Regions from separate parts of the Homo sapiens genome. Here region 2 is linked to region 1. A link is a loop called in an ENCODE intact Hi-C map of the cell type or tissue named here. Cell type or tissue: endothelial cell of umbilical vein. All regions are shown on one strand. Each heading gives the region's core, and the rest is flanking DNA. Links, peaks and the distances in the headings are about the cores only. Region 1 overlaps ADGRV1 (adhesion G protein-coupled receptor V1). Region 2 overlaps ADGRV1 (adhesion G protein-coupled receptor V1).

The links. Hi-C counts contacts between places; a loop is a spot of excess contacts. Peaks named below come from ENCODE experiments on the same cell type or tissue, not always from the same donor. Only the 100,000 strongest peaks of a DNase experiment are listed, where the experiment ranks them.
Region 2: it touches region 1 in a loop (7-fold over the local background); 1 of 110 quality-filtered maps calls a loop at or near these places.

Annotation. Positions count from the first base shown.
Region 1 is chr5:90,958,775-90,974,963 of GRCh38, reverse strand. ADGRV1 (adhesion G protein-coupled receptor V1) reads right to left here. Exons shown (of 90, transcript NM_032119.4): 84 at 9,433-9,549. Among named protein-coding and RNA genes, the nearest start is that of LUCAT1, 350 kb to the left of the region's middle. RefSeq lists cis regulatory regions at 1,405, 4,713, 6,387 and enhancers at 1,333-1,477, 4,641-4,785, 6,315-6,459. In endothelial cell of umbilical vein, for the core only: no CTCF peak of the experiment used is centred there; DNase peaks (open chromatin) are centred at 6,873 and 7,313; H3K27ac peaks cover 1,814 bases.
Region 2 is chr5:91,046,094-91,062,282 of GRCh38, reverse strand. All of the region lies in intron 85 of ADGRV1 (adhesion G protein-coupled receptor V1), which reads right to left. Among named protein-coding and RNA genes, the nearest start is that of LUCAT1, 260 kb to the left of the region's middle. In endothelial cell of umbilical vein, for the core only: no CTCF peak of the experiment used is centred there; a DNase peak (open chromatin) is centred at 8,642; H3K27ac peaks cover 288 bases.

The sequences.
Region 1 (16,189 bases), core at 5,153-9,152:
GCCCTTTGTCAGATGAGTAGGTTGCAAAACTTTTCTACCATTCTGTAGGTTGCCTGTTCACTCTGATGGTAGTTTCTTTTGCTGTGCAGAAGCTCTTTAGTTTAATTAGATCCCATTTGTCAATTTCGGCTTTGGTTGCCATTGCTTTTGGTGTTTTAGACATGAAGTCCTTGCCCATACTTATGTCCTGAATGGTATTGCCTAGGTTTTCTTCTAGGGTTTTTATGGTTTTAGGTCTAATATTTAAGTCTTTAATCCATCTTGAATTACTTTTTGTATAAGGTGTAAGGAAGGGATCCAGTTTCAGCTTTCTACATATGGCTAGCCAGTTTTCCCAGCACCATTTATTAAATAGGGAATCCTTTCCCTATTGCTTGTTTTTCTCAGGTTTGTCAAAGATCAGATGGTTGTAGACGTGTGGTATTATTTCTGAGGGCTCTGTTCTGTTCCATTGGTCTATATCTCTGTTTTGGTACCAGTACCATGCTGTTTTGGTTAATGTAGCCTTGTACTATAGTTTGAAGTCAGGTAGTGTGATGCCTCTAGCTTTGTTCTTTTGGCTTAAGATTGTCTTGGCAGTGCAGGCTCTTTCGTGGTTCCATATGAACTTTAAAGTAGTTTTTTCCAATTCTGTGAAGAAAGTCATTGGTAGCTTGATGGGGATGGCATTGAATCTATAAATTACCTTGGGCAGTATGGCCATTTTTACAATATTGATTCTTCCTATCCATGAGCATGGAATGTTCTTCCATTTCTTTGTGTCCTCTTTTATTTCATTGAGCAGTGGTTTGTAGTTCTCCTTGAAGAGGTCCTTCACGTCCCTTGTAAGTTGGATTCCTAGGTATTTTATTCTCTTTGAAGCAATTGTGAATGGGAGTTCACTCATGATTTGGCTCTCTGTTTGTCTGTTATTGGTGTATAAGAATGCTTGTGATTTTTGCACACTGATTTTCTATCCTGAGACTTTGCTGAAGTTGCTTATCAGCTTGAGATTTTGGGCTGAGACAATGCAGTTTTCTAAATAGACAATCATGTCATCTGCAAACAGGGACAATTTGACTTCCTCTTTTCCTAATTGAATACCCTTTCTTTCTTTCTTCTGCCTGACTGCCCTGGCCAGAACTTCCAACACTATGTTGAATAGGAGTGGTGAGAGAGGGCATCCCTGTCTTGTGCCACTTTTCAAAGGGAATGCTTCCAGTTTTTGCCCATTCAGTATGATATTGGTTGTAGGTTTGTCATAAAGAGCTCTTATTATTTTGAGATACATCCCATCAATACCTAACTTATTGAGAGTTTTTAGCATGAAGAATTGTTGAATTTTGTCAAAGGCCTTTTCTGCATCTGTTGAGATAATCATGTGGTTTTTGTCTTTGGTTCTGTTTATATGCTGGATTACGTTTACTGATTTGCATATGTTGAACCAGCCTTGCATCCCAGGGATGAAGTCCACTTGATCATGGTGGATAAGCTTTTAATGTGCTGCTGGATTCGGTTTGTCAGTATTTTATTGAGGATTTTTGCATCAATGTTCATCAGGGATATTGGTCTAAAATTGTCTTTTTTTGCTGTGTCTCTGCCAGGCTTTGGTGTCAGGATGATGCTGGCCTCATAAAATGAGTTAGGGAGGATTCCCTCTTTTTCTGTTGATTGGAATAGTTTCAGAAGGAATGGTACCAGCTCCTCCTTGTACCTCTGGTAGAATTCGACTGTGAATCCATCTGGTCCTGGACTTTTTTTGGTTGGTAGGCTATTAATTATTGCCTCAATTTCAGAGCCTGTTATTGGTCTATTCAGGGATTCAACTTCTTCCTAGTTTAGTCTTGGGAGGGGGTATGTGTCCAGGAATTTATCCATTTCTTCCAGATTTTCTAGTTTATTTGCATAGAGGTGTTTATAGTATTCTCTGATGGTAGTCTGTATTTCTGTGGGATCGGTGGTGATATCCCCTTTATTAATTTTTATTGCATCTATTTGATTCTTCTCTCTTTTCTTCTTTATTAGTCTTGCTAGTGGTCTATCAGTTTTGTTGATCTTTTCAAAAAACCAGCTCTTGGATTCATTGATTTTTTGTAGGGTTTTTTGTGTCTCTATCTCCTTCATTTCTGCTCTGATCTTAGTTATTTCTTGTCTTCTGCTAGCTTTTGAATGTGTTTGCTCTTGCTTCTCTAGTTCTTTAATTGTGATGTTAGCGTGTCAATTTTAGATCGTTCCTGCTTTCTCTTGTGGGCATTTAGTGCTATAAATTTCCCTCTACACACTGCTTTGAATGTGTCCCAGAGATTCTGGTATGTTGTGTCTTTGTTCTCGTTGGTTTCAAAGAACATCTTTATTTCTGCCTTCACTTCGTTATTTACCCAGTAGTCATTCAGGAGCAGGTTGTTCAGTTTCCATGTAGTTGAGCGCTTTTGAGTGAGTTTCTTAATCCTGAGTTCTAGTTTGATTGCACTGTGGTCTGAGAGACAGTTTATTATAATTTCTGTTCTTTTACATTTGCTGAGGAGTGCTTTACTTCCAACTATGTGGTCAATTTTGGAATAAGTGCGATGTGGTGCTGAGAAGAATGTATAATCTGTTGATTTGGGGTGGAGAGTTCTGTAGATGTCTATTAGATCCGCTTGGTGCAGAGCTGAGTTCAATTCCTGGATATCCTTGTTAACTTTCTGTCTCATTGATCTGTCTAATGTTGACAGTGGGGTGTTAAAGTCTCCCATTATTATTGTGTGGCAGTCTAAGTCTCTTTGTAGGTCTCTAAGGACTTGCTTTATGAATCTGGGTGCTCCTGTATTCGGTGCATATATATTTAGGATAGTCAGCTCTTCTTGTTGAATTGATCCCTTTACCATTATGTAATGGCCTTCTTTGTCTCTTTTGAGCTTTATTGGTCTAAAGTCTGTTTTATCAGAGACTAGGATGGCAACCTCTGCCTTTTTTTGTTTTCCATTTGCTTGGTAGATTTTCCTCCATCCCTTTATTTTTAGCCTATGTGTGTCTCTGCCCATGAGATGGGTCTCCTGAATACAGCACACTGATGGGTCTTGAGTCTTTATCCAATTTGCCAGTCTGTGTCTTTTAATTGGAGCATTTAGCCCATTTACATTTAAGGTTAATATTGTTATGTGTGAATCTGATCCTGTCATTATGATGTTAGCTGATTATTTTTCTTGTTAGTTGATGCAGTTTCTTCCTAGCATCGATGGTCTTTACAATTTGTCATGTTTTTGCAGTGGCTGGTACCAGTTGTTCCTTTCCATGTTTAGTGCTTCCTTCAGGACCCCTTGTAGGGCAGGCCTCGTGGTGACGAAATCTCTCAGCATTTGCTTGTCTGTAAAGGATTTTATTTCTCCTTCACTTACAAAGCTTAGTTTGGCTGGATATGAAATTCTGGGTTGAAAATTCTTTTCTTTAAGAATGTTGAATATTGGTCCCCACTCTCTTCTGGCTTGTAGAGTTTCTGCGGAGAGATCTGCTGTTAGTCTGATGGGCTTCCCTTTGTGGGTAACCCAACCTTTCTCTCTGGCTGCCCCTTAACATTTTTTCCTTCATCTCATCTTTGGTGAATCTGACAATTATGTGTCTTCGAGTTGCTTTTCTCGAGGAATATCTTTGTGGCATTCTCTGTATTTCCTGAATTTGAATGTTGGCCTGCCTTGCTAAGTTGGGGAAGTCCTCCTGGATAATATCCTGCAAAGTGTTTTCCAACTTGGTTCCATTCTCCCCATCACTTTCAGGTACACCAATCAGACGTAGATTTGGTCTTTTCACATAGTCCCATGTTTCTTGGAGTCTTTGTTTCTTTTTACTCTTTTTCTCTAAACTTCTCTTCTTGCTTCATTTCATTCATTTCATCTTCCATCACTGATACCCTTTCTTCCAGTTGATCAAATCGGCTACGGAGGCTTGTGCATTCATCACGTAGTTCTTGTGCCATGGTTTTCAGCTCCATCAGGTCATTTAAGGACTTCTCTACACTGGTTATTGTAGCTAGCCATTTGTCAAATCTTTTTTCAAGGTTTTTAGCTTCTTTGCGATGGGTTCAAACTTCCTCCTTTAGCTCAGAGAAGTTTGATCATCTCATGCCTTCTTCTCTCAACTTGTCAAAGTCATTCTCCGTCTAGCTTTGTTCTGTTGCTGGTGAGGAGCTGTGCTCCTTTGGAGGGGGAGAGGTGCTCTGACTTTTAGAATTTTCAGCTTTTCTGCTGTGTTTTTTCCCCATCTTTGTGGTTTTATCTACCTTTGGTCTTTGATGATGGTGACGTACAGATGGGGTTTTGATGTGGATGTCCTTTCTATTTGTCAGTTTTCCTTCTAACAGTCAGGACCCTCAGCTGCAGGTCTGCTGGAGTTTGCTGGAGGTCCACTCCAGACCCTGTTTGCCTGGGTATCAGCAGCAGAGGCTGCTGAACAGCAAATGTTGCTGCCTCATCGTTCCTCTGGAAGCTTTGTCTCAGGGGTACCCGGCCATGTGAGGTGTCAGTCTGCCCCTACTGGGGGATGCCTCCCAGTTAGGCTACTTGGGGGTCAGAGACCCACTTGAGGAGGCAGTCTGTCCATTCTCAGATCTCAAACTCTGTGCTGGGAGAACCACTACTCTCTTCAAAACTGTCAGACAGGGACACTTAAGTCTGCAGAGGTTTCTGCTGCCTTTTGTTTGGCTATGCCCTGCCCCCAGAGGTGGAGTCTGCAGAGGCAGGCAGGCCTCCTTGAGCTGCAGTGGGCTCCACCCAGTACGAGCTTCCCTGCTGCTTTGTTTACCTACTCAAACCTCAGCCATGGTGGGCACCCCTCCCCCAGCCTCGCTGCTGCCTTGCACTTCGATCTCAGACTGCTGTGCTAGCAATGAGTGAGGCTCCGTGGGCGTGGGACCCTCCGAGCCAGGCACGGGATATAATCTCCTGTTGTGCCATTTGCTAAGACCATTGGAAAAGCGCAGTATTAGGGTGGGAGTGATCCGATTTTCCAGGTACTGTCCGTCACCCCTTCCCTTGGCTAGGAAAGGGAATTCCCTGATCGCTTGCACTTCCCTGGTGAGGCGATGCCTCGCCCTGCTTCGGCTCACGCTCGGTGGGTTGCACCCACTGTCCTGCCTCCACTGTCCGATCAGGCCCCGTGAGATGAACCCAGTACCTCAGTTGGAAATGCAGAAATCACCCGTCTTCTGTGTTGCTCACGCTAGGAGCTGTAGACTGGAGCTATTCCTATTTGGCCATCTTGGAACTGCCCCAACCCTGCCTTCTTAAGGGAGAAATGATTTCAATAGTTTCAAGGAGTGATCTTACATGAAGAGCAAACAGATGGATAATTCAATATCTATGGCCAAGAAAGGAATTTATGAATTGTTTCCTTTTAAAAAATAAGCAAAATAATTTGTTAATACATCCTCGCTTTGCACTGTGTGACTTCTCTGTCAAAGAAAAGGGAAGCCTGAAGAAACAGAGGCAAGGCTGCTATTTATGGAGCCTGTTATGAGCCATGCATCTACTTTAATAAGGAGTTAAAGGTTCTCCAGCTTGCTAAGGCTTTGCAGCTAGTTAGTGTCCACCTCACTCAAAGTCGGACCTCTTTCCACTACATGAAGATGATCTTCTTTGGTTAAAAAGAAGGTATAAATTTATATTGGAATAGCAGAGTATTCAAGATGTTTTCAAATCTATGAAATTTTAGCCACAACATATTATCTTAACAAATAATATGGGTAAATATGTACAGAGTATGCATTCTGTCCCAGACACCATTTCAAGTTCATTCTATACATTAATTCATTTTGTCTTTTCACAGTCTGTAAAGAGAGGTACTGTTATTACAACTTGAGTTTTCAAATAAGAAAATCAAGGCTCAGAGAGGTTATGTAACTTGTTTACCAATAAAATTTTCCCTAAGCTACTCTAAAATATAATCTAACTTTATTATATGGCACTAAAAGTATAGGATATAAAAGTAAAATAATTTTCAAGATAAAGTCATTTCAATGTATTTATTCTAAGACTGAAGATACGCAGATAAAAATAAACGTTAACAATTCTGACATGCTTAACTCAGTAATTACAAATTAATGATTAATTTATTGTCATTATAAGCTATGCACAGACATATGTAGTATCATATTCGCTCCTATATTACTAAAAAAATGAAGTAGAATCATTAAAGTAAAAACTTCTCTCAATTTTATTCAACCTAATTCAACTAATAGGATTGAACTAATAATAGTCTAACCTTCTACATAATGTTTTTAAAACGGATTTTAGAAAAAAAAAGATTTCAGCAGTCACTGTTTTATAAATGGGAATATGTAGGTTGGTGAAGTGCAACCTCTGATCATAAAATAATTCATTAAAAGTAACCTAACTAGAATTCAGAACTGACTGACTTTTTCCCTTGTGGTCAAATCACAAACCATGAAAAATGTGTGGTGTACCATCTGAAATACATTAAACTTCACTGGTACTTTAAATAGCTTTCCTAAGCCATTAGCCATCCAGAATCTAATTGGTCTACTAAATGTGAATCAGGCACAATCATATTTACCTAACTCAAAGAAGAGATGTAGAATATACCAATCTTCATTAACTTGGGTGAAATCTTATATATGATTTTGTCTAATGCCCCTGAAAGCAGAAAATCCATCTAAAACATGTTTGAAAGTTGGTCATTTCCCTCTCCATATATTTCAGTGATTGAATTTACTCTACTTTTAGAAAAGCCTCTTCAACTTTGACAGTTTTATTGCTATGAACACTCTTAACCTGAATCAAAAATTTCCTTCCCTAATTTTTGACCCATTTGCTCTGAGTTGTGCCAAATGGAGCTACATAGTCCACCCTTTCCTGCAGTAGCCCTTCCGGTATTTGTAGACAGCCATCACATTTACCTAAATTCTTTCCAGGTTAGTTATGTCCAGCTGCCTCAAAGTTTCTTAGGGGGTTGTTTTCCAACTTCTCATTGGATAATTAATGTTCCTGCTGAAACACGACCCATGAGAGTGGTTGCTATGTCCCAAAATAGTCTGAATTTTGTAAATTACAACGTAAACATGTCTGCTTCCATACTGCTATCAACGCAACCTAGGTGTGTGTTGTTTTTGTAGTTACAGTAGTTGTTATTGTTAAGCATTCTGGTCACATATTCAATTGCTGCTGAGTTTATGTTAAATTATAATTTTGAGTAATTTACATTAACTTCCATCAGATGATGTCTCTTTCACTCTAGTTTTTAATTTATCACAGTACAGTTTCTCTTCATTGGCTCTACTTGTAATCTTAATGCAGGCAGCTCTCTGTTGCAGCTGTCCTTTCAGTTCTGTACCACGTACATATCTGATAAGCAATTTCCTGTGTTTTCATCCAAGTAATGAATCAAAAATTCTGAATAGGTCAGGGGCATGGACAAAGACCTTTAGCATAGCACTGGGGACCTCAATACAGGCAGACAGATAACAACATAAATAGGGCACATTTAAAAAAGTTTAACTCAGATAAACTCTTACAGAATTTTGCAATCAGAAAATCTCGCAAATGTTATTCTAATTTCAGCAGATATGTAAGTTTTATGTTATATGGTTTAAATTCACTTTTATTTGCAAATTTTTTTGAGAGGGGAGCTTGAAAACACCATTAATTTTCCATGATTAAAACTGCTCAAAGAGCTATAAAATATTAATAATAATTCTATGAGTTAGGAATTATTATCCCTATATGCAGATTTAGAAACAAATCTTGGAGAGAGTCAATAGCTTGATTAAGCTTACACAGATAGTGGCAGAGCCAGAATTCAAATCCAGATCCAGGGTGCCACTTGTTTCAACTAGTTCTATTAGCTAAATAGTTCAGTTCTCTTCTTCAGCCCCCACTACTATCATATCATACTGGGGAAAACAACCCTTCCTTGAGCCTGTGTGGTATGTGGTATTCTCTCATAATACCACCACCTCACTTTCTTTCTCCTTTTACCATTAATTCACTGTTGCTACATCATCAAGTCCCACAACCTTCCTCTTCAACAAGAAAAAAGAATATGCAAGGGCCTGAATGCATCTGTTTCATTAAAATAGTTTACATCCATACTCAGAAATGCATATGAAACAGTATCACATGAAAACCTTAAAAATACCATTACACAGAATGCATTACCAAAGGCAGCATTTTAGTTGAGCCACTTAAATACTACGCACCATCCTCCTCTCTTAGCCTCTTTATCGACCAAATCAGCATAGAATAATGGAGAGAATTTGGGATTTTATTTAGAAAAGGAAAATTGAAATTTCTCCCCCAACATTTACTAGTTCCTCAGGGGAGTATGCTAGGACTCTACTGGTCTCACTCTGTACCTTCTCGCCAAGTAATCTCTTCCAAACCAATGGCTCCATTTTCCAACTCTAAGCCAATAGCTTCCCAGTGCATTTCTTTCTTTCTTTCTATTTTTTTTTTTTTTTTTTTTGGCAGAGTTTCGCTTTTCTCGCCCAGGCTGGAGTGCAATGGTGCCATTTCGGCTTACTGCAACCTCCGCCTCCTGGGTTCAAGTGATTCTCCTGCCTCAGCCTCCCTAGTAGCTGGGATTATAGGTGCCCACCACCACGCCCAGCTAATTTTTAATATTTTTAGTAGAGATGGGGTTTCACCATGTTGGACAGGCTGGTCTTGAACTCCTGACCTCAGGTGATCCGCCTGCCTTGGCCTCCCAAAGCACTGGCATTCCCAGTGCATTTCTAAATGTATCGCCCTCTCCTCAAAGTTCCCACTGGAAGTCTCATAGGCACTTCACATTCAGCATGTCCCAAACGAAACTCACCAGCTCTTCCCCATTGTTCAGTGATCGTAATTTCTGTTACCACTATCCACCAGATACCCGGCCAGAAATTTGGGAAGCATCCTGGGTTCCAACTTCTGCATTCCCCACAACAAGTCTTCACATCCTATAGTTCTAGCTTAAAAAAATCTCCAAAACAGTCCACTTCCCTTTGCTTCTACTGCCACCTCCTTAGTTCACGCTACCATGATTTCCCCATGAATACAGCTAAATCTACTTAATTGGCTTGCCTATCCACTCTTTCCTGTCTCATATTCACTACAAACAGGGAGATCTTTCTAAAATCTAAATCTTATCATGTCACTCCTTTGCTTAAAATCATTCTATTACTTTTCCTAGAAAAATGTTCAAATTTCCAACTGTGCTTTAAAGGGCCCACATTGCAGACTTCATCTCTAACCACTCCCTTGTTTCCAATCCTACTAGATTTCCATCATTTCTTCAAACTCACAATGCTCTCTACTGTTGTACAGCTTATAGGGTGTTTTTATTTGTCATTTATATCCTGAGAATGCAGTGATGGATATACGGAATTACTTCTACTTCAGTACAGAGTATCAGACATTAAGACCACTCCACCCAGATTCATTAAAAGATTAAAGGGGCGGGGAGAGGGAATGAGGTACCAACCTGAATGAGCATCCAGCTAAACTGGCAAAGATACAGGTAATGTGTGACAGCAGCCATAGCTGAACAGCTCTCCTCAGCGAGTTGGGGACTTGCGTATGCAGACGCCAGAAACAGAATCTGTAAGAAACAGATACTTCTATTTTTAAAATATGCTAAAATCGATGAAGAATATTAAGAAAGTAAACTGCTTTCTTATCTAAATCTATGACTCAGTGATTCCATGTGAAAGTAAGTTGACTTCTTGCCCAAACTGATATGACTAAGAGTCATTCTAAAAATGGCAATATATGGATTTTTATATTTCTAAGAAACAGCGCATGATATGAAATTATGCTACATGTTGCTCTAGGCTCTCAAGAGAAAATTCTCAAAGTAAACCTTGTTCTTATCATTGATGAACAAAAATCCCATGAAATACATTTATTTTAGCAAAGTAGAAAATAGTGGAAATGCCACTCCTTGTGAAAATCAAAGCTAATGGGAGAGAAAAGAAAGAAAAATAAAATCCTTGACTTTACCATCACCTGCAGCCTCTTGCCAGGAAGTAACATAGATAACAAAATAGACTTAAAATGAGTTTAAAAATTCAAATTCTATGGTTATCCTAATTTTTGGATTTTTATTTCAAGTGCCTTCAAGCCTTTGTTCAAAAGTCACAATGAGGCCTCTCTTGACCACACTAAATTTCCTTCTCACACACATAATTCCCCTAACTCTACTTCTCTCTCACTCTCTCTCTCTCTTTTTTAACCAGCACACATCACCTTCTAACATGCTTTGTAATTTGCATTTTTTTTTTTTTTTGGCTATTAGTCTCACCTCCTAGAATATAATCCCTGCAAAGACAGGATCGTTGACTGTTTTACTCACTAATGGAACCCAAGCACCTAGCTCAGTGACTGGCACATGATAGGTACTCAATAAATACTTGCTGAGTAATGAGCAAGTGAAGTGAAAGACTCTTTGTGATTTCTATCTTTTTGTATTTTCTCCAATAAATGACTACTGTGTCAAATATTGCAATGATGAGTGTAGATGGCAGGGGGAAACTTGGAGCAATAATATTCTGCTGTAAATTCTCAATGAATAAACTCTGGCTCCCCCTTATAGACAGGAATCAACTTTTTGACTGTATTTTCAGAGGGTACCACTATGCCTGGAATATAGAGATGATCAATAAGCGTTTATTAAAAGAATGAATGATTTATTCCAAAAGGACAGAGGAAAAAACTAGTTGACTTATGCCTTAAAACCTCTTAACTTTTAAAAAGAAAACATGAATGCTTTTAATGCTATTTGAATTTATTAAAAAAACAATAATGTGCCCAAAAATAAATAAGACCATGGAACAAAATGTTGTTTAAATTTCAAGTGAAATATACCCTTCCCCAATCCTCTTGTTACCAAGGACATGTCCCTCAACTCCCCTTGAAAATTTCTACTCAAGTGTATTGGTAGGGCAGCATCCCTGTGGTAAATTCATTAGGATCTGCAGTGAGGCTTTGCATGTTCCCAAAATCTCAATTTCACAATGAAAGATGCACCTTAACCTGATTCCTCAGTCAATTACATAAGACCCAACATGCTAATTTAAAATTAATAATTATTAATAATCACCAATAATTTATTACTATAATTGATATTGCCTGTAAATTAATCTACAATATGTATCTCTTATGCCGAAGTGACTCTTCTTGGAAACTATTCATTAAGTACCTTCCTGTGCCTGCCTGATCAAGTATAGATTTTTAAAAAATCTTTTTTTTCAAGCTACAGACAGTGAACGAGTCATTTTCCCCTTCTACTTCCCTCATCAATAATAGAAGGAAGTTGGGAAAAATCAACTCCAAAGTCCCTTTCTACTCCAAGACTCCAGAACAATTTTTAAAATGAGAAGTACCTTGATTCAACTTTCTGTTTACTTAGCCCTAGATTTGGTGCATTTGTAATACACACTATTAAAAAGAACGCATGCCAGCATTTAAAGCAGAAAATAGAAATTTATGTAACATTATTTCCTGACAATCTGATACAAATGAGTTCCCTTAAAAAAAAAGTCCACAAATTCACCTTTCTAGAATGCACCACAACATAGCTTTTGAATTATTAGAGATTATGCTTATATTTTCCTTGACTTTTTTGTCTAATTTTACCATTTATTCTGACCTTTATTATAGGTCAGAAATTAAACCTTCCTAAATTCCACAATTATTCCTTGAACACCTTCTATGCACTAAGCACTGGAACTATGACTTAAGAGTATGGTATGGTTTAGCAAAAATAAATAAATAAAGGATAAAAAAGCAATCATTTTAACATTTCATGTTCTGTCTTTTTACAAAGGTGCATCTATTTCCATAAAGTCTTCATAAATTTACATACAATAAATTCAAGCCTTTCTAATTCAGATTCTATTATATGGATTGTGTTGAAGTTTACTTCGTAGTTTTGTTCTAATCAACTTATGTAGGTTGTTATGTAATAGAATAGTGTAATCCAAATTATAATTGAATATGTTTAGCTTTAAACATTCTATGAAACTATTTATAAGTATATGCTAACTTAAATAATTCTTTTCTTTTTCAATATGTTTTCTTTGAAGCAATTAAATCAGTACAGGTTCTTGTTTAAAACTGTATTTACTTTCAGAATAGTTTTAACATCCAAAATTCTATTCCTAAGCTATGATTTGATATTTTATTACACTCTAATCTCCTTTTCTAAATTATAAGAAGATCAGTTACAAATCTACTTTTGTAAATCATGAAAGTTGTTCCAGGTTATTATCTGAATTATGGGAATTGCTTCTGTCTGTACAGGAGATTAGTCAGCAAGAGGAGGCTGAGCTGTCACATTGCACACTGCTATAAAAGGGATGCACAAAAAATACTTGGAGAACTAGGTATTAAATGTGACCAGGCCTACCCAAAATTTCATTAACTTAATTTAAGACAGAAATAAAATGAGACCAAGAAAACAAAATAAATAAAATCTCCCAGCATATTTAGCTTTCTCATTTTTAAGGCTACATAACCTAAAAATAGATGGAGCTTCACCATTGTTCTTTTATTCAAACACATAGAGATTACCAGAAAAAAGGTTATTTTCACAGTCAGTTCTCTGAAAGCATTAAGTTGAACATGAACAGAAAAAAGGAATTTTTCAAAGGTTCTCAGTTGTTCATACATTGATTTATTCAGTATGAATGAGTGCTTAAGTACCCTCTATCTACAAAGTATTGTGCTGGGCAAGATGAAGTACATGATTACAGAAAACTGCTGTATACCAGCATGGCGCTACATGTTTTCCCTCGTTCTTTTGTGTATAACTCACATATTAATGATGTGAAACTATTATTGTTTGTATCCCAATTTAGTAAATAACGAAGGAAGAACTATAGGATAATTAACATGTTTAAAGGTCCTTAAACAAGTTTTAAATTTAAATTGGGATTCAAATTCTGGTATCCTGATTTGCAGGAGCAGCATTCTTTCTTGAGCACCATGCTACTGCCTACAAAGCTAAATCGAGCACAGTCCCCTCTCGAAGTGCTAACATTCTAGGTCACTGTTTCTCAATTCGTTTTACTCCATGGCCCACCACAGGCTCATAATGACAATCAAATATAATGCCAAGAGCAAATATAATACTATTCTCAATTCCATTTTTATATAACATATACACAACTTAAGAGAAAAGAAAAATAAATATAGTTCCCCCAAAAAGTATTTGAGATATTCTTTTTAAAATGACTTATAAAATTCTCTGCTTATTCTGATTGCTTAGAGCTCTACTGTGCCAGCCAACGAAGGAAATGAAGAGTAAATACTTTTTAGAAAACTTAAATATACAGCATGTGTCCCCGCTTGCTTGGGCTAAATAACAACTAATGATAAATATTAGTTTTCCTATAAACCTCAATTCTCAGTGCTCCTTAATATATACACCCTCCTCCCTCAGTTTACTACGGATACTCTCACTCCTTTCCCTATAAAATTATTCTTGAAATGACCGCCACCCCCCCTTTTTTTTTTTTTTTTTTTTGAGACGGAGTCTCCCTCTGTCACCCAGGCTGGAGTGCAGTAGCACGATCTTGGCTCACTGTAACCTCCGCCTCCCGGGTTCAAGCGAATCTCCTGCCTCAGCCTCCGGAGTAGCTGGAACTACAGGGCGTGCCACCATTTTTTGTATTTTTAGTAGAGACGGGTTTTCATCGTGTTAGCCAGGATGGTCTCGCTCTCCTGACCTCATGATCCGCCCGCTTCGGCCTCCCAAAGTGCTGGGATTACAGGCGTGAACCGCTGCGCGCGGCCAAAACTAGTCAGTTTTTAAAGGACCAGCTCAAATTCTACCTGCTTACTCTGATCATGGCAGATACCTAGACTATCCTATTTTTTAAAGTGGGAGCATTTTGTTATCGAGCATTTATAATGAGCCAAATGTAGTTCTTTCTAATAGACGGGTGCCTAAGGGTGAAGCTAGACACATGATACAATAAAATGTGACAAGTATTGTAGCAGGGTATGGAGCAAAATATTAGGAGAATGCAGAGTATTAGGAGAATGAGAGTATTAGCGCTGCTTGTGGGGATTCAAAGAAATTTTCAGAGAGAAAACCCAAGTCCCATCTGCCCCACTTTCTCTTGCTAAGTTTATCTTCCATAAGACTCTTCGTACACCATTCTATCCAAATGCATTTACTGCTATTCCCTAAACATACTTCTTCATGTCTTGACTCTTGCCTTTGTTCTTCCTCTTCCTTTTATCTAGAATTTCTTTTTCTCATCTTCCCAGGTTGAACTCATGTTTACCTTTCAAAACGTGGTAGAACTCTGTCATGAATAACTGGAAATTCTACCTGCTTACTCTGATCACGGCAGATTCCTAGACTTTCCTACTTTTTAATACCTGGTTATTCCTTTCAATCATAAACAAACTTTTCCTCCTCTGAATTTTTAAAATAAGATTTTATTGTAATAATTTTTCTTATAAATCTCGTTTTAAATAAAATTAATTTTAATGTCTTCGAAAACTGTCAAGTTCTTAAAAACAATTTGATCCTATCCATTCTTATAATTATTTTAAAGTACATTTTTGTAAAAAAGAGAACACGGCAAGCATCCTGTACGGAATTCTATCGAGTTTGAACATAGTAGGTGTTTGTTTAAAAAACAGCTTTATTGATGTATGATTGACAGACAATAAAAGGTGCACATTTAGAGTATTTGACTTAATAGGTTTTTGCACCTGTGAAGCCATCATCACAATGAAAATAATGAACCCATGCATCAGCCCCAAAAGTTTTCTCCTGCCTTTTGTAGTACCTCTCTGCACCACCACCACCCCTACCACCCTAGGCATACACTGATCTGTTTTTTGTTTTTTTTTTTTTTTTGAGATGAGTCTCGGTCTGTCACCCAGGCTGGAGTGCAGTGGCGCGATCTCGGCTCACTGCAAGCTCCACCTCCTGGGTTCACGCCATTCTCCTGCCTCAGCCTCCCGAGTAGCTGGGACTACAGGTGCCCGCCACCATGCCCAGCTAATTTTTTGTATTTTTAGTAGAGACGGGGTTTCACCGTGTTAGCCAGGATGGTCTTGATCTCCTGACCTCGTGATCTGCCCACCTTAGCCTCCCAAAGTGCTGGGATTACAGGCGTGAGCCACTGCGCCCAGACACTGATCTATTTCTAATACATTAGTTTGCATCTATTAAATTTTATATAAATATAGGCATATGTGCTCTTTTGTGTCTAGTTTGTTTCACTCAGCATAATTATTTTGATTTTTTTCCAAAATAATGTACCAATTTTTTTCAGCACCATTTGTTGAAAGACTCATCTTTCCTCCAGTAAATTGCCTTTGGATACTTGCCTATATATGTGGGAGTCTATTTCTGGACTCTCTAATCTGTTCCCTTGATCTATTTGTCTATGTTTACACCAATACTACATCATCTAGGTTACTGTAGCTATATTTCTTGAAAAGGGTAGTGTTAGGTTCTAATTTATTCTTTTCCAAAGTTGTTTTGGTTACTCTTAGTCATTTGCATTTCCATATGACTTTTATGATGAGGTAGTCAATTTCTACAAAAGAAAGCTGAATTTCAATCTGGGGAGAACTGACATATTAACAATATCCACTCTTGCATCTCATGAATACAGTGTCTTTCTCCATTTATTTAGGTCTTCTCTAGCTTCTCTCAGCAGTGTTTTGTAGTTGTCCACATATACCTCCTTCACACATTAAAAAAAAAAGATTTACCCCTAATTCTTTTATATGTTTGATATTATTGTAATTGATATTTTTATTAAATTTTAGTTTCTGATCATTCCTTCCTGACACATAGAAATAAAATTTATTTTTATATATTGATCTTGTACCCTGTAAAGTTACAGAATCACATTAGTTTGAGGAGCTGTTTTGTAGATAACATTGTATTTTAAATATAGGATCATGTCATCTCTATATAAATAGGGTTTTACTTATTTGCTAATTAGAAAGCTCTAATTGTCTTATCTTGCCTATTGTACTTGCTGGGAAAAATATATGCACACACACATAAACACACACTATTAAATAGAGGTGGCAAAAATGAACATCTTTGTTTTGTTTCTAATTTTAGGGGGAAAGCATTCAGTTTTTCAGCATTAAGTATTGTTATGGGCTAAATTGTTTCCTCTCCAAATTCACATGTTGAAGTCCCAAACCCCAGTACTTCAGTATGTAACTGTATTTGAAGATAAGGTTTTTAAAGAGGT
Region 2 (16,189 bases), core at 6,233-10,232, 86 kb before region 1:
ACAGTTGCACATTATTGGTGGACACTAGAGTTGATGTCAGGGCAAATGGCCATATTGGAGCAAACAAACAAATCTTCAGAATAAATGAACAGAGAAAGGGGAAGAGGAAGCAAGAGAAAAGGGGAGAGAAGAAGAAGAGGGTTCAGATGCAAGTAACAACACACAAATGAGAGACTCTGTGGTCTCTAAAAGAAGAACAATGTGGCTCTGGTTTCTAGCATGCTAGTTCTAGGTTTCCTGAGGTCCAACTGTACCACTTTTGAATATCCACGGGAATGCCTGTGGTATACTGCTATACTCCCACCCCCCTTCAACTTGAAATAACTCTTGTGGATTTACCTGCAACTACAATGACCATAGTTAAAACATAGCTAGTGAGCAAGTGATAGAGAGAAAAAGGGAGTGAACACACAACTATTCTTTAAACAACATTGCTCTTGAAGATGCACAGGATCACTATCATGTCTACCTGTTTTAGAGCACACTCCACACCATGGTGAGAATTGCTAACTAACTCTACATATTGACAAATCCCTCAAAAAATGCCAAAGGACCAAGGAACAAGAATTGGGCTCATTTTTAAGTGCTTAAAATGTACTTATATGCTTATATTGCTTGAAAAGATTGAGGAAAGAAAAATGGACACATTACAGCAATATTATTTCATCTAATTCGAAAAGAGCAGGTATTTGATTTCATTTGATATTAAACTAAGATTTTGAAGTAGTCAGATATACTGGCTACATTAAAATACCACCTTATATTGTAAATAATTAGCTCTTGGTTAATAAGGAAGAATTGCCCACATCCCTGGCTCATTAAGGAGTTAAATATATTTACATATAATTCCAAAGGCAAATAATGGACTCCAACTATTAGTAGGTTAAAGTCTTTTTCCAAGAAACTCAAGTCTGAGCAGCCTGTTCCCTAAGCAACTTGATAAAACTGCTGAAATAAATCCACTGGACACCGCTTGCCAACTTCATTCCAGGTAGGTTCCAGTGAATCAAGCCCCATCAGCATTTCATCAGAATAAGGTCAGGCTGACTTGTTATTTTTTGTATGTATGAATGCTCTATGTTCTCTCATAAAACAAAATTGTTTGGTACTGGAAAATATCGTTGTCCTAGAGTATTCAAGGTGTCCTGTTCTTACCTCTTGCTCCAAAAAGAGGGCAAAAGGTGCCTGGAAAGAAAAGGCTGGTTACCTAATGATTTTCTAGAAAAGGGAGAGTTTCTAGCCTTTCAGAGCCTGCATTCTGGATGGGTCTATGCCCAATGAGTGTCACTCTTGGCCACTATTCATGTTGTAGATGTCTGACTGGCAAAAAAATCCTCACAGCAATGGTTTGATTCCTCAAAAGGGCAAAAATCATTTTGTAGAAGGATAATTAAACGTTTAATTATTCATCACATTTTAGAGAACAGTAGCCACATTACACTGACCTGGAAATTAGCCCCATATGTGGCTTTATGTGATAGTTACAAATGCTCCAAGAAAAAACTTCTAGAGCATCCCCTGCAGGGGTGAACATTCAGTCACACCCATATTTGCCATCTTTAGTCACATTAACATTTGCAGCACATTGCAATAACTGGTGATCCTAAATAACTTAAAACCATTAAGAAATCATCGGTTAAAGTTAGTCATACTCTGTTTAAAATACACTATACATTTCTTTGCACTATTATTAAAATTTTAATCATGAAATTCTGGAAATAGTAAGGTAACTTTCAATTATTAAGAAAACAGTGGCTTGGTGTGGTGGCTCATGCTTGTAACCTCAGCACTTCGGGAGGCTGAGGTTGGGGGATTTCTTGAGGCTAGGAGTTTGAAACCAGCCTTGACAACATGGTGAAACCTCGTCTCTATTAAAAAAAAAAATATATATATATATATATATACACACACACATATAAAATTGCCAGGCATGGTGGAGTGTGCCTGTAGTTCCAGCTACTTGGGAGGCTGAGGTGGGAGGATGGCTGGAGCCATAATCATGCCACTGCACTCCAGCCTGGGCAACAGAGTGTCTCAAAAAACCAAACAAACAAACAAGCAAAAGAACCAAAACTGCTGCCCCGCCCCCCAGCAACAAACAAACAAACAGCAAGAAAACAGTGACAGTGTGAGTAGATGAGGTTATATGTCCATCATTTTAAGGTTATTATCTTAAGTTGTAGATGACTTATGTCTCAAATCCAATACTCAGCTCTGTTGCAGAGCCCATTTCAATCCTGGTATCCTAATTTTTTAATTGAATAAATATGTAAGGACGTTGGTGTTTGCTGTGTAATGGGTTAGTACATAAAAATGTACTAAGATATCTAAACCCTAAATATGCTCATATTGGATTGTTGCTAGTCTATGATGTTACTATTAATTAGTATTTATTTATCATTTTTATGTGTCCTGCAATGTTACAGTTAAAACTGGAAACTTAAGAAATGTAAAAGGCCAATATGCAAGGGATATTTGATAAATGTTAAAAAGAAATATGGGCCAAAAATCTGGAGAAAACTTGAGATAGAGGTCATGAATTAATTTCAGAAGAGGAAAGTAAAACTAAAAGGAAATACAGGCTAAAATTTTATCCACTTTATGGGGAATTCCCAATATTGAGGGGGAAATGACACATTTCACTTTCCCTGAAGCTTTGAAGTGGTAAGAATTAGATCATACATATGTAGAGGCAACATTTTAAAAGTCCCAATTTGAACTGCCCTAAACTAGACACGTCTAATGAGCTAGATAGACAGATGTCAAGAGAGCTCCTTTATGATTTTTGTAAAGAAGCTTCTCAAAAGAAAATGATCTTGCTGTTGAGGGTATAATGTAGGGGGAAGGACAGAGTGAGGAGAAGCCTTTTACTGATGGGTTAGAATAATTCTGCTTGCAAAAAAAATACTGGTAATAATGAAGGCTCTGAGGCCAGATATTTGGAAGGATCCCAGGTACACCTCTTATTGACTTTGCAACTATGTAGCTTCTCCACATACTCAGTATGTAGCTTCTCCACAGCTCAGTTTTCCAAAAAATAAAATAGGGAAAACAATGGCATCTACCTTACAAGAGTGCAGTGAGAACCAAATGAGTGAATACATGTAAAGGTCTTGGATCAGAGGCTGGCATGCCGTAGGTACTCAATAAAAGATAACCATGATCACTGTCGTCTATTGCTAAGCCCAAATCCTCCTATGTATACAGTATACAAGATTTAATTTGCATTAAAAAAGAGAAGATACCAAATAGTAGAGAGGAAAGTGTGAACATTCATCACATTTATTTATGTGTCAGAGAAAAGTGCTGTGCAGTATGAGTTCAGTGAAAGAAAACAGTGCCTCAGTTGGGGTAGTCAGGAGACTTTGTGGAAGAGGCAGGTGAAATCAGCTCTTTCTCTCTTGAGTTCTTTACCGATCAGCAGGTGTGTAAGGTGACTCAGTCATGCAATTATGATTGTCTGCCTGTGTCCACAGCACGTCCGCATGAGGGGAAGGAGGAAAACTTTCCCTTTGCTACTTTTCCTCATGACTCATGTGTGTTTCTGCAAAATCAGTGTTGAAACTTGGTCCAATTTGAAAAGTCAAGGTAATGATGGGTCATTCAAAAAGAGGCACGTAATAAGGAAGCCCAACATGACACCATCACACCACCAGTGACTGACAAACCAGTCTGGCCAGTGGTGTTAGCAGCAGTAAATTGACTATTGGTTCAGGGGCTTTTCTAGGGATTTAAACTTAGGGTTTCTTATCTTCCATACTACTGTCCCACTCCCACAAAGCTTCCAAAAAGAGGGCAAAAGATGCCAAAAAAAAAAAAAGGTCAATTACCTAACGATTTTATGGAAGAGGGAGGGTTTCTAGCCTTTCAAAGCCTGCATTCTGGATGGGGTGACTGCTGGAAGATCTCAGTGTTGACTATTGGAATGCAGGCCACTATTAATATCCCTGCCATTCTGAGCTGCCCATTAGAAAGATAACAGCACTTCCTTCTTTAAAAAATAAGTTCCTTCATTGAATCTGAGCACTAGAAGGGATAGTAGAGGTCATGCCACCCTCCCTCCAGCATGATGGGTGAAGAAACCAAGTGCAAGGACTTCTGAGGCCTGCCCAGCACCTGACTGTTTAAACTCCTGGTCAGTGCTATAATGAGGCTTCTCAGCGTAAGTCAGACTCCATGGAAAAATAACCTAAAATGTTTTCAGGGACCATATTCTGCAAATAATCTAAAATCCCTTGTTAAGCAAATGTCTGAAACATTTTATTCTTTGCATATGCATTCCCAGGGGTTAGGGGACTATTGAATAAATCAAGTGTTTAGTGAACATCACACTAAACATGCTCATTCCTAAGTATAATACTCACTAGTAATACCTGGGCAGCACAGACACACGTATTCCTTCCATAAAACAGTTTTCAAAGACACCACACATCAACATTTTTGCATAATACAAAAATTCATGTAAAATAATACAACTAATTCCGTTAGAAGGAGAGAGAGCAAAGCTAGGAGGAAAGAGCAATGAACCCAAACCAACATTCTGTCACTCACAATCCCCTCTCCCACCAAGGCCCTTTCCCCATCCAAAAAAAATTGGCTTCAGTTGAAAAATATTTTATCATAAGGAATTTATTTTTGTCAACAGGATGTTCCTGTTATTTTCAAGTCTTGTAGTTTCAACAACAGGATTTCAGGGCAGTGAAATAAAATAGGAACAGCAGAGTAATTTGAATTTCTGAGCATACTCATGCATGTATAAGAAAAGTCCAAATAGTCTAAAACTGGCTTTAAACAATGTAAGGCTGTCTCCTTATGCACTTTCTAAATTTCTTCTCATTAAAAAAATGATGATCTAATAGACAGTAAATATTTTTGACTGATATTCTTAAGTTTTTAATTGTAGCCAAACTTCTTAATTGTGGAGCTGGGCCAGCTAATATCTTCAAACACTTCCCTTTATGATGGTACAATAGTTTATTTGTTCTTTTCTTTATTTTTTTTCTTTCTTCAAATAAATCTTGCATGTGCTACAAAATGGAAATAATTTAAAAACACACTGAAAATTCAAAAGTGTGATATCCATCCCATTTGGGAAGGTATCATGTGCTTTTAAACAACACAATTTTCGTAAAGGTCAGGGCTGCTCTTCCTTACTCATATAGTTGGCCTATTACCTAGGTGTGTGGAGAGGAGTCAGGAGAAAATATTAGGTTGGTACAAAAGGAATTTCCATTGTTGGAATTTGCCATTTGATAATGGAATACATTCTTAAATAAATGTGGTTATATTATACATCATTTTAGTGGGCATTTCTCGATTTATGGTTTTTTTGCTAATGACTTATTACTTGCTGTTTGTTTTATGTTTATTTTAGACTATGGAGATTATGTTAGACAAAAAGTAAATTCGAGCGATTTTCTTATTCTAGTTCAAAATATCTCATAAAGCAGTGGAGACAACTTGCAACATCAATAATGCATTTTGGCCCAGGAGTGGCTAACATATGTACAGAGCAGCGGTGGTTCAAGAAGTTTTGCAAAGGAGACGACAGCCTTGAAGATAAGAAGCCTAGTGGGCAGCCATCGGAAGTTGACAATGACCAAGTGAGAGCAATCATCAAAGCTGATCCTCTTACAACAACACAAGACGTTGCCAAAGAACCCAATGACGACCATTCTACTGTCATTGGGCATTTGAAGCAAATTGGAAAGGTGAAAAAGCTGGATAAGTGGGTGCCTCATGAGCTGACTGAAAGAAAATTCAAAAAAAAAATTGTCGTTTTGAAGTGTCATCTTCTCGTATTCTATGCAACAACAATGAACCATTTCTCAATCGGATTGTGATGCGCGATGAAAAGTGGATTTTATAGGACAACTGGCGATGACCAGCTCAGTGGTTGGACCGAGCTCCAAAGCACTTCCCAAAGCCAAACTTCCACCAAAAAAAAGGTCATGGTCACTGTTTGGTGGTTTGCTGCTGGTCTGATCCACTACAGCTTTCTGAATCCTGGCGAAACCATTACCTCTGAGAAGTATGCTCAGCAAATCGATGAGATGCACTGAAAACTGCAACGCTGCAGCTGGCATTGGGCAACAGAAAGGGCCCAATTCTTCTCTACAACAATGCCCAACCACACGTCGCACAACCAACGCTTCAAAAGTTGAATGAATTGGGCTCTGAAGTTTTGCCTCATCTGCCATATTCGCCTAACCTCTCGCCAACCGACTACCATTTCTTCAAGCATCTCGACAACTTTTTGCAGGGAAAATGCTTCCACAACCAGCAGGATGCAGAAAATGCTTTCCAACAGTTCATCAAATCCAGAAGCACAGATTTTTACACTACAGGAATAAACAAACTTATTTCTTGTTGGCAAAAATGTGTTCATTGTAATGGATTCTATTTTGATTAATAAAGATGTGTTTAGTTATAAAATGATTTAAAATTCATACTTTTGCACCAACCTCTAAATTAAAGACTTGCTTAAAGATTCTGTTGCCTGTTGTCACATAGAACAGAGACTAATCTCACTGGGTTGGATTATGTGTGGAAATACACCAAAACTCACCACTGTCTGGGTCATTCTGAAGTGAAGAAAAGAACATGATAATTTCACAAAACAGTGAGAAAGTGAAGAGCTTACCGATGTGAACTCTGAATCAGATAGCCCTGGCTTTGAGCACCAGCACTGCTTTTTAATAGCTTTGTGACTATGGGTGAAAGAAATTACCTGTCTGAGCCTCATTAGCCTTATTTGTAAAATATAAATAAAATCTATTTTTTCCCCCATAAATTTGTTGTGAGGGATAAATGAGGTAATCAAAGTGCTTAGCATATACCTAGCATGTGATAAGGAGTCAGTAAAGGACAGCCATTATTATCATTAACTTTAGTATGCAAATTGGTTTAATTTCTTTGCTGTAACACTGTAATGTCTACTCATGTATAGAAATCATATATGACACTTAACTGTATTCATATTTCATTTTACATGCTATTCAAATGTTTGGTTAATATATATATATATATATATTTGCAACAGCAAGCTTATCAGAGGTCTTAATCCACAAAGTTGTCATCACCTCTAATCCAGTGTCTAATACCATTTCTCAGAAGAGCAAACATTTCCTTTAGAGCACTTATAGCAGTGAGTTAAATGTGAAGGCTCTGGGTTGGTGCTCAGTCATTTGAAAGCAAGAAAAACTTACAACCTTTTTATAATATGTGTTTAAATGTTTATTCGGTTCTGTCAAGGTAACTCAAAACTGTCTACAGTAAATCCTACGTGTAAAATCACAGAAAGGGGAAATGGTAATTAAGCCTTCATGTTGGGATGTAGATTACTTACCTACTCAGGGATGTGTTCTTTATGGTTGCTGTTTTGATAGGTGGGGAAGCACACTCAATCTCAGTGGCCTCCTCTATTGTGACTTTGAAGATGAGGCAGTTCTATTAAAGGTTCTGCAGTGGTTTGAATGTTTGTATCTTCCCAAAATTTACATGTTGAAATCCTAACCCCCAACGTGATGGTATTAGGAGGAAGGGCTTTGGGGGAGTGATTAGGTCATGAGAGCAGAGCCCTTATGAATGGGATTAGAACTCTTATAAAAGAAGCCCAAGACAGGCCCTTGCCTTCCTGACAAGGGAGGTTATAGCAAAAAGATGGCTGTCTATAAACCAACATGGGATCCTTCTGCCAGTGCCTTGATATTGAACTTCCCAGCCTCCAGAACCAAGAGAAATAAGTGTCTATTATTTACATGCTACCTGGTCTATGGTATTTTGTTATAGTATCCCAAATGGACTAAGACAGGCTCCTAACATGTTACTTCAATATCCAGGCAGCAGTAAATAGCATCCTCATGATTTTTTGCCCCATACTTTCCTCTTCAGCAAAGAGGGACTAGATCTTTTTTATGCTTCTTTATTATTTCTACAAAACACAAAAGATTAACTGATGTGCCTAAAAAAGGTTTTAAGTTGCTTATAAAGTTGCTCAACATAAAAAAATTAAAAATGAGAGAAATGAGGCAAAAAAGAAATAAACTAGGATTGAACTAGGAGTGGGGTATCAAAATGCTATCTGCTAATAATAGGTTATACATTCATCCCGGTTTGCTCTCTTTAGCAGCTGTTTCAGAGTCTTTGTCTCTCTCTCTCTCTCTCTCTCTCTCTCTCTCACACACACACACACACACACACACACACACAAACACACACAGAGTAGTTGAAATGAAGCACAACTTTCAGTATGAAAGCAGCAGGGCTATTGTGCCATATAATGGACAAAATTCTTGATCTTATGCTAACGGAAAACCCACTACTGACTTCTACATGACTGCTATTCATTATTCATTCATTGTATATGCATTTATTAAGCAGTAACTATGTGCATGCTATTTGCTATGCTCTGGACATACAGTGATGAATAAGACATGCTTCCTGAGCTGGAGATCAGAGTTTGGTATGGAGAAGAGGCTCACACTATGCAGTAACTTAGACAGTGTTTTAAATGTGATAGCAAAACCACCTGGAGTTTGGCTGGAGCGCAAGGAAAGGAGTGAATTATTATGTGCAGGGAAGTTAAGACAGTGAAATCTTATTTGCCAAGAACGAGATGAGATTAGAATCAAGAAGGACATTTGTTACTTTAACAATATGAAAATGAATTGGACAGTCTTGGGAGAACTATATTCTCTTTCTGGACAATGGCAAAGAAAAGAAACGCTCAAAAATTTCTCAACTTTGTTTCCTGTTGGTTCAGGAATCATCTGTGCACTTAAAAAGGGAAGCAGGGCTTGAGATTTTCAGGAAGATAACAATTATGATTAATCTTTGTTTCTCTGGGGCCATAAAACTTTCAAGGTCAAGGATTTGTATATGTGCTCTGATTCTGAGGGGTAGGGACCACAATTAATAAACACATAGAATTAAAATAAAGGCTTGAGGGTCCAAAGATACAAGGACTGTGCATTTTACTAATTTTAGAAAAAGGGCCTAGAGAGACTGAGTGACATATATCATTTTGTAACCCCTCCAATAAAGACTGTGTGAAGGGTGATTGCAGAGGAAAGCCCAAGAGAGCTGTAATATAAGGATTTCAAAAGAACCCCAGACAGTTTAGCAATCAGAGCTACATTAGGAAGGAAGCAGTGATTAAACCAATGTTCCCTTTGGAGGTCCCTTCAACCCAATGAAAATGACAAGGAATGAACCATAAGATCAAAGCTGAGTGGAGGGGCCTTAGGAAGTGTAGTAGAGGTAAAATAATTCACCACGCCCTGAAAAATTCCACTTTCCTTTATTAGCCTGCAATGAATCAAAACTTAACAGCTGAAGAAAGCATTAATATTGAGTAGATCAGCAAACTGAAGAATACTATAGAAGCATGTTTCTGGGGGGAGGAGAGGCCTTTGATACTGTTTATTCCCTGACTTTTTTAATCTAAATTTGCCCTTTATTGATACAGAAAAGTTTCTCTTAAACTACAACTGGACTGTGACATAGACATCTTTAACAAGCCTCAGGATACTTAAAATGCTAGGTCTAGGCTGGGCGTGGTGGCTCACACTTGTAATCCCAGCACTTTGGGAGGCCAAGGCGGGTGGATCACCTGAGGTCAGGAATTCGAGACCAGCCTGACCAAGGTGGTGAGACCTGTCTCTACTAAAAATCCAAAAATTAGCCAGGCGTGGTGGTGGGGGCCTGTAATACCAGCTACTCGGGAGGCTGAGGCACGATAATCATTTGAGCCCGGGAGGTGGAGGCTGCAGTGAGCTGAGATCACTGTGCCACTGCACTCCAGCCTGGGCGACAGAGCAAAATTCTGTCAAAAAAAAAAAAAAAGAAATATGCAGAGGTTTTCATTTTTTTCAGTGCTATCAACAAAACAGTGCTATTAACAAAACACTACAATCCATTCAGTAAATGCTACTACAAAGCAATTTTGGAAAGTTAGATTCTAAAATACACTTTTTTTTTTTTTTAGAAGAAATGTTCAAGAAAACATGGAAGGTATCAGGCTATCACACAACCTAAGATTTGATGTCTTATTTCTTGTAGCTCCCTTTCTTCAATCCTTATAAAAACTCACTGCAGAGACCCTAATGTTAAGGCTTATATTTGCTTAAAGTTCAAAGTGGAGCACTGCCTCTAGATTAACTATTGAAAAGAAAAAGAAAAGGAGATTAATTTTAAAAAAGAAAAACCAATAAGTTTGTTCTCTAGTTTTGGCTGTAATAATTATTAAATAAATAGTGCCAAAATACAGATCAAATAAAGTCACAAGTGGTCTTCAGTCTATGGTTAGCTAAAATGAATATCGTAAACAGGATATTCTTCCACCTTTTATATGAAAGAAGTTTTTATATAGCAAACATAAGGTGAATTGTTAATGACATCAGAGTGAGGTTCTCATCATTGTAAAAAAGTCCACTTACATAAACAAGGATGCCAAATATAGATGCTCATTGGGATGTAACCCCATTTTAAGTCAAAAATATCCTAAGTAGATCAAGACCATCCTGGCTAACGTCGTGAAACCCCATCTCTACTAAAAATACAAAAAAATTAGCTGGGCATGGTGGCGGGCACCTGTGGTTCCAGCTACTCGGGAGGCTGAGGCAGGAGAATGGCATGAACCCGGCAGGTGGTGCTTGCAGTGAGCCGAGATCGCGCCACTGCACTCCAGCCTGGGCGACAGAGTGAGACTCTTCCTCAAAAAAAAAAAAAAAAAAAAAAAAAAATCCTAAGTCAAAATGCATTTAATACCCCTAACCTACTGAACATTATAGCTTAGCCTAGCCTACCTTAAATATGCTCAGAAAACTTACGTTAGCCTACAGTTGAACAAAGTAATCTAACACAAGCGTATTTAATAATAAAGTGTTTTATATCTCATGTAATTTATTAAATACTATACTGAAAGTGAAAGAATGATTGTATGGGTACTCAAAGTACAGTTTCTACTGAATATATATTGCTTTTGTATCATTCTAAAGTTGGAAAACTGTTTAGTTGAATTATTGTGAATCAGGGACTTCCTGTATAATATTTAGAAGTTGAATATATTTAAAACATGCATATAATCAGTATCTTCAGTTTATGGGATGAAATTCATACATTTAAAAGTCTGGGTGCCATAAGGAGCCTTTTAGGGTTTTTGGATTCTGTATCTCATGTTGTGCTAAGTTTATATGCAATCTTTAGTTTAATCTTCACAAGAAATCCATAAGACAAGCATTAATTTTAATCTCCATTCCTTCCTGACTATTGAGCATTGGCTATAGGTCAGAAAATGTTCGAGGCTCCAGGGTTAGAGAAGTGAACAACCGCAGCTGCAAAAAGTCCTTGCCCTCCTGGAGCTTACATTCTAGTGGATATCACTTTGTCTGGATCCTTTTGAAATATTTAATTTTATTTTTCAAGACAGGGTCTCACTCCATCACCCAGGCTGGAATGCAGCAGTACAACTGCATCTCACTGCAGCCTCAACCTTCTGGGCTCAAGCAATCCTCCCACCTCAGCTCCTGAGTACCTGGAACCACAGGCACACACCACCATGCCTGGCTAATTTTTAATTTATTTTGTAGAGCCAGGGTCTCTCTATGTTGCCAAGGGTGGTCTTGAACTCCTGGGTTCAAGCAATCCTCCTACCTCAGCCTCCCAAATTCTTTTTAGTCTAACCTTGTTCAGAGCTAAGTTATTAGAAAGACTTTTTTAAAAAACAAAAAACTGTCTTTTAAACCCAAGCCAGAATCCAACACAGATACCTGAAATACAGAAAATATGAAAATGCATACAAATAAATACATACTATACCTGATATTGATAATGATATCAACAATGCCATGATGGAAAAATAAAATAGGATAAGGACATTGTGAAGTGCTGAGAATTGTTAATTTTATATGAAAGGGTCAGAGGCACAAAGTACACTATTTAGAAGCCAAACTGAGATTTGAGATTTCCTACTACCAAATCAGGGAGCTAGACCGCTGATGTCTCTTTCAGAACAACGGGAAAAGATATACTGAATTAATATTGCAGTGTTCTTATTAACATGCTGTTGTTTCAAGCAAATTAATGCTAGTCCTCAAATGTCAAGATACCACCCAAGGAATACCTTATCCAACTGGAAAAGAGTCCTAATGCTTTATTTCCAAAAAATGTAGACCCTTAGTGTCAGCACAAGTACCCAGATTGGTATAGTTAATTATTTTTCTAATTCCTTACCAGCAGGATCTGGAGGAGGACATCTGGAATTCTCCCTGGCAGGCCCGCACATGACTCATGTCAGAGGAACAGTTGCATTAGATAACTGATAAGTCTGTAAATTTTTATGAGGTGTTTCCAAACCTCACATACAGTTGTCCCTCAGTATTTGTGGTGCATTGATTCCAGGGCCTCCTGCAGATACCAAAATCTAAGGATGCTCAAGCCCTAAAGTTGGCCCTGTGGAACCCGTAGCACTGTATTGTCATTCTTGCTTACAACCAGTTTGTTTCTTTCATCTAAAGCACTCCCCCTTCAAAAATAATCAAGATACACTGGTTATGTGAGCTTTATATTTGTCTGAGATTGCCATTTTTCTTATGAAAATTCATTTCATTTGGTTATAGTCATCCCTTAAATCCCAGTGTTTGCCTAAACACAAGCTATCCAGAATTACATTGAGTGATAATATTTGTCTTGATTTTGAATTAATATAAAGGGCAACAAGTGTCCAGGTATGGCCATTTAGTGTAAAATTCGTGTATTTAGTTAAGTATTTAATCATTTATTCCAAATGGGCTAACTTGTTCCAAGTAGATCACCATATGGAAAGTTTTAAGACTTTTTTTAAAATGCTGAAATAATCTGCTGTTATCCTAACTGTAAGGTCCACTGAGCCTAGACTTAACTATTTCAAAAGAATGAAGTAGACATCCTGGATCATCAGACAATGCATTTAAACAGAGACTTGGCCTGACAAATCCATAAACAAACATGTGAATTTATGGGGATAAACCAGTGACAAATCCATAAACAAACACAAGCTTTATGAGAATAAACCAGTGCTGTGTCACATAAACTCTAGGGTAAAGGAGAAAGGTTTACTAGTTTACCTAGAAATTATTCTTAAATCTTTAAACCATATCACTTTTTAAGATATATTTTGTTAACATGGATAATTATCAATTGGTTCAGTTCAGTGGTCTTGGTTTATTTTTTTTTTTTAAGGAAAAGCAGAATGCATGATAAATATAGGCTGCAATATGAAAGTCACACCAATAGGCCTGGGTTTTTAGATAAATTGGTTATAATCCGGTCACCATCACCCATCTACAGGTGACTTAATGGAATTGTAGGCAAAGTAACTAGAGTCAAATAAACTTCTGTTAGTGTTGCCTAACTACTGAAGATGCAAAAAAAGCTGTATCTTTTTTGCGACTTTCATTTATTTAAGTCACTTTACAAAAATTGATAGATCTTGCTGTTAAACTGGAAGTTTTGATCAAGAACCTAAGGCATCAGGTATCGAAGTAAGCTGGAAGACAGAAAGCATCAGAGCAACTTGTGAAACTACGTGGCTGAGAACAGGCTAGATATCTTTACATGTCAAAGGAAAGAGAGAAAGAAAGTCAGAAAGAGAGAAAGAAAGTTTAGAAAAGGAAAGGATTAGTTTTATTTATTTATTTTTTTGGCATGCACTTGTATAGGAAAAAGAGAGAACAAGATACCTACAATTGTGCTATGTAGAAGTAACTGTGTGTCCCCTGGAGCTGAGGGGAAGGGATGAAGAGTTCTGGTTTTGACCCTCTTTGGAAAATCTCCAGTGTGAGAGAGAGGCTGGCTTGCTACTCTAGCAGCAGGCTAGAAAAAGAGGTGGTTAGGTTGGGTAAACTTGCACTTCAAAAGTTTATTGGGCCAAAGTGTTGCACAGATTTATCTGGTACATTGCACAAGAGAAAGCTAGAATAATATGATCCTAGTTCTTGTCTGATAGAACCTTCTGGAAGGGCCATTAGGCCTCAGCAGAGACAGGCAGAAGGTACTGAGTTGCTAGAGATTGTGCAAATCATAAGCAACTGTCCAGAGGATGGCAGCCAACTTATGACAGTACCAATCAAATAAATGTGCCAGTATTTTCCTGCCTCTCTTCCATATTCTTCCTCCCCATGTTCCAACCCAGAAGAGACAGAAATAAAGATTAATTAGCAGAAGTGTAAAGAGGCAGGGAAAAAGAGGCTAACCACACGCTCTTCCCTATTCATAAACTTTATGCCTTAGTAAGTCCTTGCTGTTGGAAGGATAGTAGTTTTAACTAAATAAAGTTAGCTACTTTGACAATCCCATGGGACTAGATTTTTAAATAATTGCGTCAAGACTATCTTTGTGATTTACAGTAATCACAAGGCTTTCTATTTCCAAAGAATTATTAGAGGTTTCAAGAAGTTTTCTAAGGTTTTATTCAGTGGCAGAAGACTTCTTTCATTGAATAAATTATAAAGAAACAACCAGTGACAAAATAGTATCACTTTATGATTAGACCTCATGAATCCTAACACATTAGTCACACTGTGATGGTTAATACTGAGTGTCAACTTGTTTGAAGGATCAAAGTATTGTTATTGGGTGTGTCTGTGAGGGTGTTGCCAAAGGAGATCAACATTTGAGTCAGTGGACTGGGAAAGGCAGACCCTAACCTTCATCTGGGTGGGCACAATCTAATCAGCTGCCAGCATAGCCAGAATAAAAGCAGGCAGAAGAACATGGAAAGATGAGACTGGCTTAGCCTCCGAGCCTACATCTTTCTCCCATGCTGGATGCTTCCTATCTTCAAACATCAGACTCCAAGTTCTTCAGCTTTGGGACTTGGACTGGCTTCGTTGCTCCTCAGCTTGCATACAGCCTATTGTGGGACCTCATCTTGTGAACATGTGAGTTAATACTCCTTAACAAACTTCTCTTTATACACACATCTATCCTCACAGTTCTGTCCCTCCCTCTAGAGAACTCTAATACATACATGTAAAGAGAAAAATTATGGAAAAATAAAGGATATTATCTTTTTTATAACAATAAGGGAACTGTTTGACTAAGAAATTTGTTCACAGTTACTAGGCGTGGCAACTAGAGCGCAAATTCAGATCTTTGAACTCCCAGATCAGTACTATTTTATTCTACAATAGTCACCACATTGTTTTTCATAGTGGTTGTACTAGTTTACATTCCCACCAGTAGTTTAGAAGTGTTCCTGTTCACTGCATCCACGCCGGTATCTATTATTTTTTGACTTTTTGATCATGGCCATTCTTCTAGGAGTAAGGTGGTATTGCATTGTGGTTTTGGTTTGCATTTCCCGGATCATTAGTGATGCTGAGCATTTTTTCATATGTTTGTTGGCCACTTGTATATCTTCTTTTGAGAATTGTCTATTCATGTCCTTAGCCCACTTTTGGATGGGATTGTTTGTCTTTTCTTGCTAATTTGTTTGAGTTTGTTGTAGATTTTGGATATTAGTCCTTGGTGAGATGTATAGATGGTGAAGATTTTCTCCCACTCTGTGGGATGTCTGTTTACTCCACTGATTGTTCCTTCTGCCATGCAAAAGCTCTTTAGTTTAATTAAGTCCCAGCTGTTCGTCTTTGTTCTTACTGCATTTGCTTTTGGTTCTTGGTCATGAAATCCTTGCCTGAGCCAATGCGTAGAAGGGGTTTTCCAACGTTAGTTATCTTCTAGAATTTTTATAGTTTCAAGTCTTACATTTAAGTCCTTAACCCATCTTGAGTTTATTTCTATATAAGGTGAGAGATGAGGATCCTGTTTCATCCTCCTACATGTGACTTGCCAATTATCCCAGCACCATTTGTTGAATAGGGTATCTTTCCTCACTTTATGTTTTTGCTTGCTTTGTCACAGATCAGTTGGCTGTATTTGACTTTATTTCTAGGTTCTCTATTCTGTTCCATTGGTCTATGTGCCTATTTTTATACCAGTATCATGCTGTTTTGGTGACAATGGCCTTATATCATAGCTTGAAATCAGGTAATGTGATGCCTCCAGATTTGTTCTTTTTGCTTAGTCTTGCTTTGGCTCTGCAGGCTCTTTTTTGATTCCATATGAATTTTAGGATTGTTTTTTCTAGTTCTGTGAAGAATGATGATGATATTTTGTTGGGAATTGTGGTGAATTTATAGATTGCTTT